Regions from separate parts of the Homo sapiens genome. Here region 2 is linked to region 1. The links are chromatin loops, found by intact Hi-C in ENCODE. Cell type or tissue: dorsolateral prefrontal cortex. All regions are shown on one strand. Links, peaks and the distances in the headings refer to the core of each region. The heading gives the core; the rest is flanking DNA. Region 1 overlaps ABCA9 (ATP binding cassette subfamily A member 9). Region 2 overlaps ABCA8 (ATP binding cassette subfamily A member 8).

Region 1 (5,388 bases), core at 177-5,176:
GCTTTTTATAATTCCCTTTTTAAATACTTGTTCTTAATTCACTGGTTTTCCTTTTCTGTCATTTTTCAGAGTTTAGATTGTGAGTCCATGTTTTGTCTGTTGTGCCTATAAAGGAAATTTGAAATCTGTATCATTCTACTATAAAGACACATGCACACGTATGTTTATTGCAGCACTGTTTACAATAGCAAAGACTTGGAACCAACCAAAATACCCACAAATGATAGACCGGATAAAGAAAACGTGACACATATACACCATGGAATACTATGCAGCCATAGAAAAGGATGAGTTCATATTCTTCACAGGGACATGGATGAAGCTGGAAACCATCATCCTCAGCAAACTAACACAGGAACAGAAAACCAAACACCGCATGTTCTCACTCATAAGTGGGAATTGAACAATGAGAATACATGGACACAGGGAGGGGAACACCACACCCTGGGGCCTGTTGGGGGGATGGGGGCTAGGGGAGGGATAGCATTAGGAGAAATACCTGATGTAGATGATGGGTTGATGGGTGCAGCAAAGTACCATGGCACATGTATACCTGTGTAACAAACCTGCACATTCAGCACATGTATCCCAGAACTTAAAGTATAATAAAAATAAATAAATAATTTCAGTAAGAACCTGATCAAGTTGAACATGTATATATATGTTATACACAAGTTTGAAACATATTTCTGTTTTTATATGTTTTCTTATGATGCAAGGGCATACTCTTATGCAAATAATTAAAACTTCATAGGTCTTAATTTCCCATATCTCTATATATTATTATGACCTATCCAACTGGTAACCCTATGAACACCTTAAAATAAACTTGTATACTCTTATTTAGGTGAGTTTTTCTTGTTAATACTATTATTATTGCTATCTAATTGAATACTTGAAGGAAGTTGTGTGAAAGACCTTGGCTTTGATTTTAGTTCTTATATTCTTCTAGTTTTTGAAAATAAAACACTTCCATCAACCCGTAAGAATATTCGTCTGAGACCTTGGGCCAAGGGCCCCAGACTTCTTATTTTTTTTAAAAAAGAGACATTAATACTGATCCTACTGAGTCACTTGACTTTTATAAGTCACAAATGAGTTGATACAAGTCAACCCATTGAAAACTATAGTTCACTTTACGTACATCAGTAATAGAGTAAGTGTTTCTTGCAGTGAGCCAAATTTCCAAAGACTGTGCCATTATCATTGTATATAAGGCCTATGCCTTAAATAAGACTTGATTTTATAAGACTGGGTTCATCCGCACTAATGACACACTCAGACTCAGGACTTCAGTGAAGCAGTTTTCAACAAGAAAGTGTCAATGTGCTATATGTTGGGAGCTGATGAAGAAACACATCATTTCAGTATTCTAAGAGTATGTTCCCAAAGCTAAAAAAAAATGCCAATAATAATCTCAGTGAAAGTGTGTTAAGCAAAGGATTTATATCCAACAGTTCTATAAAAGAAAGTGAAATAGTAAACTTGGAAGCATAATATGATCATGGCAATATTATCATTATTTATTAGACTAAGAATACACATTATAACTAGGTTCTGTACATATATTGATTATTTTATGCAATCTTCATAATAACATTACCAACAAATATTCTTATTTATATTTGGCACTGTGAGAGGCAGAATTTCCAAAATGGCCCAGTAGAGATCTGCCTCCCTAATCTCTGGACCCTAAGAATATGACACAATATTGCTTCATTGTCTCTGTTATATTTCATGACACCTTTGACATTAGGAAAAGAAAGATTATCTGTGTGGGCCTGATCTAATCATCTGATGCCTTAAACGTAGAGAGCTTTCTTAGAATAGTGGCAGAAGGGGAAGTCATAGAGATTTGAAACATGAAGACTTGTTGCTCTGTGTCTGTTTTTGAAGATGGGAGGGTCATGGGGAAGGAAGGTGGGTGTCCTCTACTGTGGTAACTTAAAGAAAACAAACAAAAGAAAAAGAAAACCCTGAACTGCCACAGACCACTGTGAGGTATTAAGATATAGAGATTGTTGAGATTTAGGGGTTGGTTACAACAGATAGTCAGCATTACATCGACTAGTACAGTAGTTCATGCCAAGAAAACAATGAAAGCAAAAACCTAGGGTAAGAATCTCTCAAGCATGCAGGGCACTGATGCAATTGCAATTGAACTGTTCCATGCTTCCTATTGCCATTCCTTACCTGGTGCAGAACTCTGCAAGAGTGATCCTTCCTACTGTCTTCCCACGTGTTTATCTGTGTTGACTCTCTGGCTAGTGGATACTTCCTTCATTCTCAGTGTATTCACATTGCACCAACCTGAAAGTGTCTAGCCAAGCAATAGTAACTTGCCTATTACTAGTGCTAAAATAAATTATCTTCTTGTTTTGATTTACTGAGTTATATTCATGGAAATTGCAAAGCAAAAGAGTGGAAATCTTGTGCTAAAATCACTGTCTTGACCGGGTGCAGTGGCTCACACCTGTAATCCCAGCACTTTGGGAGGCTGAGGCGGGCGGATCACGAGGTCAAGAGATCGAGACCACCCTGTCTCCACTAAAAATACAAAAATTAGCTGGGTGTGGTGGCGCGCACCTGTAGTCCCAGCTACTTGGGAGACTGAGGCAGGAGAATCGCTTGAACCCAGGAGGCGGAGGTTGCAGTGAGCTGAGATCCCACCACTGCACTCCAGCCTGGCGACAGAGTGAGACTCCATCAAAAAGAAAAAAAAAGTCACTGTCTTGAAATGAAACTCTTATCATAAGTTGGTGGAAATATTTTAATGTCTCCTCCAAACCCCTCTTCGGACACAATCCAACCCAAGACACAATGCCTTTGGATGAGTTTATCCTTTAACTTAATATAAAAAAACTAGGAAGGAATATCTCCACTTAGATTAAAAGTTATATTGCATGAATGTTTGGAGTATTTGAAATAGAAGGTAAGAATAACTTATTTTGAAGCCTCAATAAATGAAAATATTACAAGGATTATAAAGAAATAATTTTAATGATACTTAGTTTATTCTTATATGAGATGTGAGTTTCTCAACAGTGGCACGATTGACATTTTGTATTGGAAACTTCTTTGTTGGAGTGGTGGTGGGGGAGGCTGTCCTGTGAATTGTAAAATATTTTGCAGCATCTCTGCTCTCTTATCCACCAGATGGCAGTACCACTCCCCAAGTGTGACAACCCAAAATATTTCCAGAAATTTCCAAAATCTCCCCTAATCCTCTAGATTTATATGTTATTTAAACCAACTGCTCGATAATTTTATCTTTAGTAAAAAAATGAGGAATTCAGAACAGTTGATCTCCTTTATTTAGAAATTTTGGGTTCTGTGCTTAGCACATTCGGCCAACCTGCAAAAATTGTCCTTTGAGAACAAATCTAGTAAATTAGCAATACAAATGTTCAGTAATTAATAGAAATATCTATAGACATTGGAATACATTTTGTTTGACGTTCACGTCCCTTTGAATATTTTCAAGACGGCACGGGCCTCAGTGATGTCACATAATAATCTGTAGATTATTTCTGTGAGGGAAAATAAAGACCTCAACAAACTGTAGTATATACTGAATCAGCAAAACTTCTGACAAAGCAAGTGTGGCAAAGACTGTTGAAAATAAAATGAAGTCTCTCTTTCTGGGGTGGCACCGTAAAAAGCCATTCCTTGGGTTGTCTTGACAGGAAAGGTTAATGCTGAAGTGGATGTGTTAGCTTACTGGGAAAAAAAGACCTTGACTCAGCACCGACTCCTCACATGAACCCTGGGAGTGCATTTAAACCAGCGCTACACAATAATCTTAGAATTCTTGGTGGAAAAGGACCTCGAAGGCCGGACACACACCTGTAATCCCAGCACTTTGAGAGGCTGAGGTGGGAGAATTGCTTAAGGCCAGGAACTTGAGACTAGCCTGGACAATATAGCAAGATCCCATCTCTACCAACACACACACACACACACACACACACACACACACACACACACACTCACACACAAACACCTTTTTAATTAGCTGAGCACAGTGGCATGAACATGTAGTTCCAGCTACTCGAGAGGCTGAGGTGGGAGGGTGGCTTGAGTTCAGGAGTTTGAGGCTGCAGGAAGCTATAATTGCACCACTGCACTCCAGCCTGGGCAATAGGTGAGACTCTGTCTTTTAAAAAATAAAAATAAAGGACCTCAGCGATCCTACTGTGATTTGCTTGTTTTACAAATGTAGAACCTGACAAATTTCATTACTTGCTCTTAGAGAATAGAGAGACGTTTATCTCAGGTCACAGTAAACTTTTGCAGACTTATTTTTGGGAAATGCACTATAGAATATAAACTCAGTTTTAATATCTCTTTACATATAATAAAATATAAGATTGTAACTAGAGGCTGGATAATGGCTTACAGTTCTTCCCTCACTAATAGATGCATAGTAAATCATAATGAGTTTGACCAGGAGAAGAGTCTCTTTTATGATTGGCTTAGTTTGAATTTTTACCCTTCCCTGTATAGGTTCATGCTTTCCTAGAACCACACTGCCCAGTCCTTCATTTAGGATCCTTAATGCTGAACAAATTTTAAGGTGGAGCCCATTGACTGACATGGTTGAGTTCAGGAAGCAATGAGCTGAAAATGGTGGAAAAGACTGTCCTATTAAAAAAAAAAAGGATGGAAAATTTAAGCAAAAATGTTTCTATCAGATAATGTGGATTTCATATTGTCCTTTTTATTATTTATCTTCTGCTAAACTCATGTGTTATTCTAACACTTTGAGTAGCTCCATTTGCTAAATATTTGGTTATTATCTCACTATTTTGAAACTCTGTCTTGTTAATTATGTCATTCATTTTAGATAATCAAAAGAGAACTTACAGTTTCAAGGCCCATCCATACTTTGACCTGCCTTCCAACCCTAACTAACTTCATCTCCTTTCTTTGTCACTTAAACTATATTTTCAAGGTCACATTTTGCCTTCCCCCAAACCCATCCTAAACTCCCAAACTCAAGTCTTGCAGTTTTCCACTTTTCCAGTCGGAGCTGAGCATTGCTGGAGAAAATCATTTATCATGCTTGCCGAATGCAATAGATAGAACAGTGTGTATATGTATTTAATTTGCATCTGTCAATATACTACAGGATTAATGTCCTTGGGGATTCAAGACACATGAAAATTGTATAGGTAATGTTGTTTTGGCTTAGAAAAAATAAACTCTACATTCTTAAAAAATGTCCCATGTTACATTTTTCTCAACTAGGATTCTGATTAAATTTTACTCCTATTATTCAAATTGAAAATCTTTCTCAACACCCTAGAGAGTAGGTATTCTACGTTGCTAATCAGAAGACTGATATTCTTAAAGCTCAGCTGAACATGTGTTAGGTTTATGAACACT
Region 2 (5,388 bases), core at 240-5,239, 62 kb after region 1:
GCTCTGATGTTTATTATTTCTTTTATTCTACGACTTTTGGTTTTGGTTTGCTCTTGCTTCTCTAGTTTTTAAGAAGTGTCGTTAGGTTGTTTGTTTGAAGTTTTTCTCTTTTTGATGTAAGCACTTATTGCTATAAATTCTCCATTTAGTAATGCTTCCACCGTATTCCATAGGTTTTGGCATGTTGTGTTTCCATTTTCATTTGTTTCAATAAATTTTTCAATTTCCTTCTTAATTTCTTCCTTGACACACTGGTCATTCTAACACATATTATTTAATTTCCATGTGTTTGTATAGTTTCCAAAGTTCCTCTTGTATTGATTTCTAGTTTTATTCTATTGTGGTCAGAGAAGCTATTTGGTATAATTTCAATTTGAAAAAAAAATTTAAGTCTTGTTTTGTGGCTAGCATATCGTGTATCCTTGAGAATGATCCATGTGCTGAGGAGACGACTGTGTATTCTGCAGCCATTGCATAAAATGTTCTATAAATATTTATTGGGTCCATTTGATCTATAGTGCACATTAAGTCCAATGTTTTTGATTTTCTGTCTGGATCATCTGTCCAGTGCTGAAAGTAGTGTGTTGAAGTCTCCAGCTATTATTATTGTATTGGGTCTCTCTCTCTCTCTCTGTCTTTAGCCTTAATAACATTTGCATTACATATCTGGGTGCTCCAGTGTTGGGTGCATATATATTTACAATTGTTATATCTTCTTGCTGAATTGACCCTTTTATCATTATATAGTGACATTCTTTTTCTCTTTCTATGGTTTTTGTCTTGGAATTCATTTTGTCTAATATAAAGATATCTATTTCTGCTCTTTTCTGTTTTCTATTTGCATGGAATGTTCTCTGTTATTATCCCTTGAATAAACTTTCTATCTTTATCTCTTTCTTTATCTCCTCCTTAAGGCCAATGACTCTTATACTTGTCCTTTGGAGGCTCTTTTTTAGATCTTGTAGGCATGCTTCATTCTTTTTCAATTCTTTTGTGTTTTGTCTCTTCTGAGTATTTTCAAATAGCCTGTCTTCAAGCTCATTGATTCTTCTGCTTGAGAGACTTTGATACATTCTTCAGTATGTCAGTTGATATTTTAGCTCCAGAATTTCCGCTTGATTTTTAAACATTATTTCAATCTCTTTGTTAAATTTATCTGATAAGATTCTGAGTCCCTTCTCTGTGTTATCTTAAATTTATTTGAACTTCCTCAAAACAACTATTTTGAATTATCTGTCTGAAAAGTCACATATCTTTGTCACTCTGGTATTGGTCCCTGGTACCTTATTTAGTCATTTGGTGAGGTCATGTTTTTTTGGATAGTCTTGATGCTTGTGGATGTTCATCAGTGTCTGGGCATTGAGGAGTTAGGTATTTAATGTAGTCTTCACAGTCTGGGCTTGTTTGTACCCATCCTTCTTGGGAAGGCTTTCCAAGTATTCAAAGGGAATAGAATGTTATGGTCTAAGTCTTTGGTCACTGCAGCTGTATCAGCACTAGGGGGCACCCTCAAATCCAGTAACATGGTGATTCTTGCAGACTCTTCGACGTACCACTTTGGTGCTCTTGGAGAATACTTTGGATTACCAGGCAGAGATGCTTGTTCCCTTCCCTTATCTTTCTCCAAATGGAGTGTGTGTGTGTGTGTGTGTGTGTGTGTGTGTGTGTATTGAGCTGTCTGGAGCTGGCAGAGGGGTGACACAAGCACCCCTGTGGCCACCACCACTAGGATTATGCTGGGTCAGATCTAAAGCCAATACAGCACTGGGTCTTTCCCAAGACCCGCAGCGACCACTGCCTGGCTACCGCCAATGTTCACTCTAAGCCCAAGGGCTCTTCAGGCAGCAGGTGGCAAATACAGCCAGGCCTGTGTCCTTCCCTTTATGGTGGCAAGCTTCCCACTGGCCCAGGGTGGGTCCAGAAATGCCTTCTGGGAGGAAGGACCTGGAGTCAGAAATCTTAGGAATCTACATGGCACTGTATTCTGCTGCAGCTGAGCTGACACCCAAACCAGAAGACAAAGTCTTCCCACTCTTCCCTCTCCTCAAGGAGAAGGAGTCTCTCCCCCTAGTCACCACTGCCCCAGGCCTGCAGCGAGTACTGCCTGGCTACCACTGATGTTCACTCAAGGCCCAAGGGACTTCAGGCAGCTTGTAGTACATGCTGCCAGGCCTGGGTAGCAGCTCCCTTCAGGGCAATGGGCTCCCCTCTGGCCTGGGGCAAGTCCAGATCCAGGAGCCAAGGCCTAGAATCCAGGACCCCAGGAGTCCGCTTGGTGCTCTCTACTCCACTGTAGCTAAGCTGGTACCTAAGCTGCAAGACAAAGTCCCCTTTACTCTTCCCTCTCTTTTCCTCAGGCAGAAAGTCTCTCCCCACAGCCATCACAGCTGGGAATGTGCTAGGTCAAACCTGAAGCCAGCAGAGCACTGGGCCTCACCCAAGGCCTGTGGCAAGTACTGCCTGGCTACTCCTGGTGTTTATTCAAGGCCCAAAAGTTCTTTAGTCAGGAGGTGATGAATTCTGCCAGAACTGGGTCTTTTTCTTCAAGGCAGCAGGTGCCCTTCTGGCCTAGGGTATGTCTAAAAATGTCATCTGGGAGCAAGGGCCTGGAATGGGGTCCTCAGAACTCTGCCTGGTGTCCTATTCTGCTGTGGCTGAGCTTGTATGCAAGTTGGAAAACAAAATCCTATTTACTCCTCTCTCCTCTCCTCAACAGAAGGAGGGAGTCTCTCCTGGAACAGCGAGCTGCACTGTCTGGTGTTGGGGGAGGGGGTGAAACAGGCACTCCCTTGGCTGCTCCAGCTGGTGTCTCTCGAGGTCTTTTGCACCCCAAGTCCATTGGCTTTGAGCCCAGAACAGCATCAGGACTTGCCCAGGAATTTCAGTCCCTGTGGTCCTACGTTTATTTAGATCCCCAGAGCACTTTAGTCCATGGTAGTGGGATGAATGCTTCCCCTCTGGCTAAGGCTGGTCTAAATGCTCCCTCTGTGGGCAGTGGCCGAATTCTGCCCTACGTTGCTTGTCACTGTGACAGGCAACACTGAGTTCCAATGCAAAGTCCCACAATGACTGTCCTCTCCCTCCCCCAAGCATACAACATTCTCTCTCTGTGCCACACAGCTGCTGCCAAGGATGGGAAGTTGTGTCAGCAATTCAAGACTGTCTTTCCTATCCTCTCCAGTGCTTCTTTCCTTATATGATGTTAAAACCACTATCATTGCTCACCTGATTTTTTTGTTCTTATGAAGGTGCTTCCTTGTGTGGACAGTTGTTCAATTTGGTGTTCCTGGGGGATGGGAAGATTTCTGGAGGGTTCTATCTGGCCACCTTGCTCTACCTCCCCTCCTAAATCTTCTATTGTTTAAAATAGAAGTGTTGTTACTTTTATTTTACAGATGAAATTACAGACTCCCTAGATTAAGAAGTGCTGGAATCAGAAATTGAACCTGAATATTTTTAAATTCTAAATCTAGTAGTCAAATCCATATTTTAAACTACTGTTTTTGTTACATGATTGGTCGTTTTTGTAAATTTATACCATCTATACTTAAGAAAGAAAACAAACCTATCATGACAACAATACAAAGAAAATAGGATGACAGTTTCCTTAACTCATCTGCACTTGTTTAAGTCCTAGAAAGTTATTTGAAAAATATCTCATGTAGATATTTTTCCAGTTCTGTGTAATGTCCCAATTTTTTTTTATTTCTTATAGCACTTTGTTTGCATCTCTTCTTGGAAATTAATTAAACTATCTGAAAGTCAGTGTTTCCACCTACAAAGTGAGAGTAGCAATTCCTACTTACAAGTAAAGGTTATAGAAAAATAAATAAGAGACTGCCTGGCACACTGCATGGAAACATAACATGTTTTCAAAATAAAAAGTGCTAGTCAGGATCCCTGCCCAATTTGCGAGTCCATTCATGGACTCCTATTTGTGCAATTGCCTTATTTTCTTCTAATCTAAGGGCCAACAAATTATAGCTCATGAGCCACATCCAGCCTACTTCCTCTTTCTGTAAATACAGTTTGGTTGGAGCCCAGTCATGCCCTTTCTTTTACACACTGCTCTGGCTGTCTCCATGTTACAACAGCAGAGTGGAAGAGTTTCAACAGAGTTCTAACAGCCTACAAAGCCTAGAAAATTTACTATCTAGTACACATTTTACAGAAAAAGTTTTACAACCTCCCCTTTCAAGCTTCAAGTTCCTCAAGGAATGACTTTCTGCATGACTCATTCATTCCGCCCCAGCACTCAGCACAAGTTCCTACAAGTGGCCAAGGAATAATTCTTAAATTGTTTTCATTTCAGGAGTCAGCATCATGGAAAACAGCTACGACATTTTTTGCTTCACTCTTCCAGTGGATTTCACTACTTCTAAAAAAATAGCATATATTCTTTTAAGTTCATACATGACTTATGTGTCAGTGGAATAATTTTTGACTTATGCATTTGGTCAAATAAAATTGCTACCATTTTTAAGGGCTTGTCAAGTGCAAACTTCACTATTATTCCATTGTTCGAATAACCCTAGAGGCTGGGAATCATTATTCCAGTTTTCTAATAAAGTAACTGTTTAGATAAGTTAAATAACACGTTCCAGATGCTAAAACAATATTTCAAAGCCAAGTCACTACTGATATTTTGCCCACTGTATAATTTATAACCTCAATTAATAGAATATTGTGTTTGTCTGTTTCTCTATAATGGAGAAATAGCTGTGGTATTTTTCAATGGATAGACTGATTTTCTCAATGATACTTTGTTCTTATTCAAAGTTCTGGGCTTAGCATTACAAGAAAAGCAAACCACATTCATCCATTATTAGTTTCTATCTATAATCCAGTTTCCTTCATAGCACTTACTACTATTGATAATTATTTTACTCATCTGGTTGTCTACATGTTTTCTTCCTGACGCCCGCACTAGACAATGAACTCCATAAGAGCAGAATAATGCTGCTTTAGTCACCATTGTATCCTCAACACTAAGTATGATGTTTGTCACATACTAAGAACTTAGTAAATTTGCATTGGATGACTACATTGAGTAACTGAAACTGTTTGGCATCTATACTTCTCACAAGTCTCTTGTTCCTTTGAAGCGATACAACAATTCTATTTAGTCAGCTTAAAACTGAACCTTCAACTGCAACGTTATCCATTTTGCATAGTCCTGACCTTTGCTGTACTGCAACCCTGGTATTTTCCACTCTGTGACCACCCTCTCTTCAGGAGCTTCAATCAATATGAAACTTCTCTGGGCACTACTCCTGAGTAACCTCACCAGTAACTCTCATTAGCTCATTCTTTTCTTTTGTCCATCACATTTATATGATTTGGCTGGGTTTTTGTCCTCTTATTTCTTGGGTTTTTGTCCTCTTATTT

The links. A loop is a pair of places that touch in the nucleus more often than their neighbours do. Peaks named below come from ENCODE experiments on the same cell type or tissue, not always from the same donor. Only the 100,000 strongest peaks of a DNase experiment are listed, where the experiment ranks them.
Region 2: it touches region 1 in a loop (9-fold over the local background); 8 of 110 quality-filtered maps call a loop at or near these places.

Annotation. Positions count from the first base shown.
Region 1 is chr17:68,970,086-68,975,473 of GRCh38, reverse strand. It overlaps ABCA9 (ATP binding cassette subfamily A member 9), which reads left to right. Exons shown (of 39, transcript NM_080283.4): 39 at 1-986. Among named protein-coding and RNA genes, the nearest start is that of ABCA8, 17 kb to the right of the region's middle. In dorsolateral prefrontal cortex, for the core only: CTCF peaks have their summits at 2,964 and 3,163 (motif pointing right); no DNase peak of the experiment used is centred there; H3K27ac peaks cover 1,265 bases.
Region 2 is chr17:68,908,015-68,913,402 of GRCh38, reverse strand. All of the region lies in intron 17 of ABCA8 (ATP binding cassette subfamily A member 8), which reads left to right. Among named protein-coding and RNA genes, the nearest start is that of ABCA8, 45 kb to the left of the region's middle. In dorsolateral prefrontal cortex, for the core only: a CTCF peak has its summit at 2,961; DNase peaks (open chromatin) are centred at 2,802 and 3,042; H3K27ac peaks cover 5,000 bases.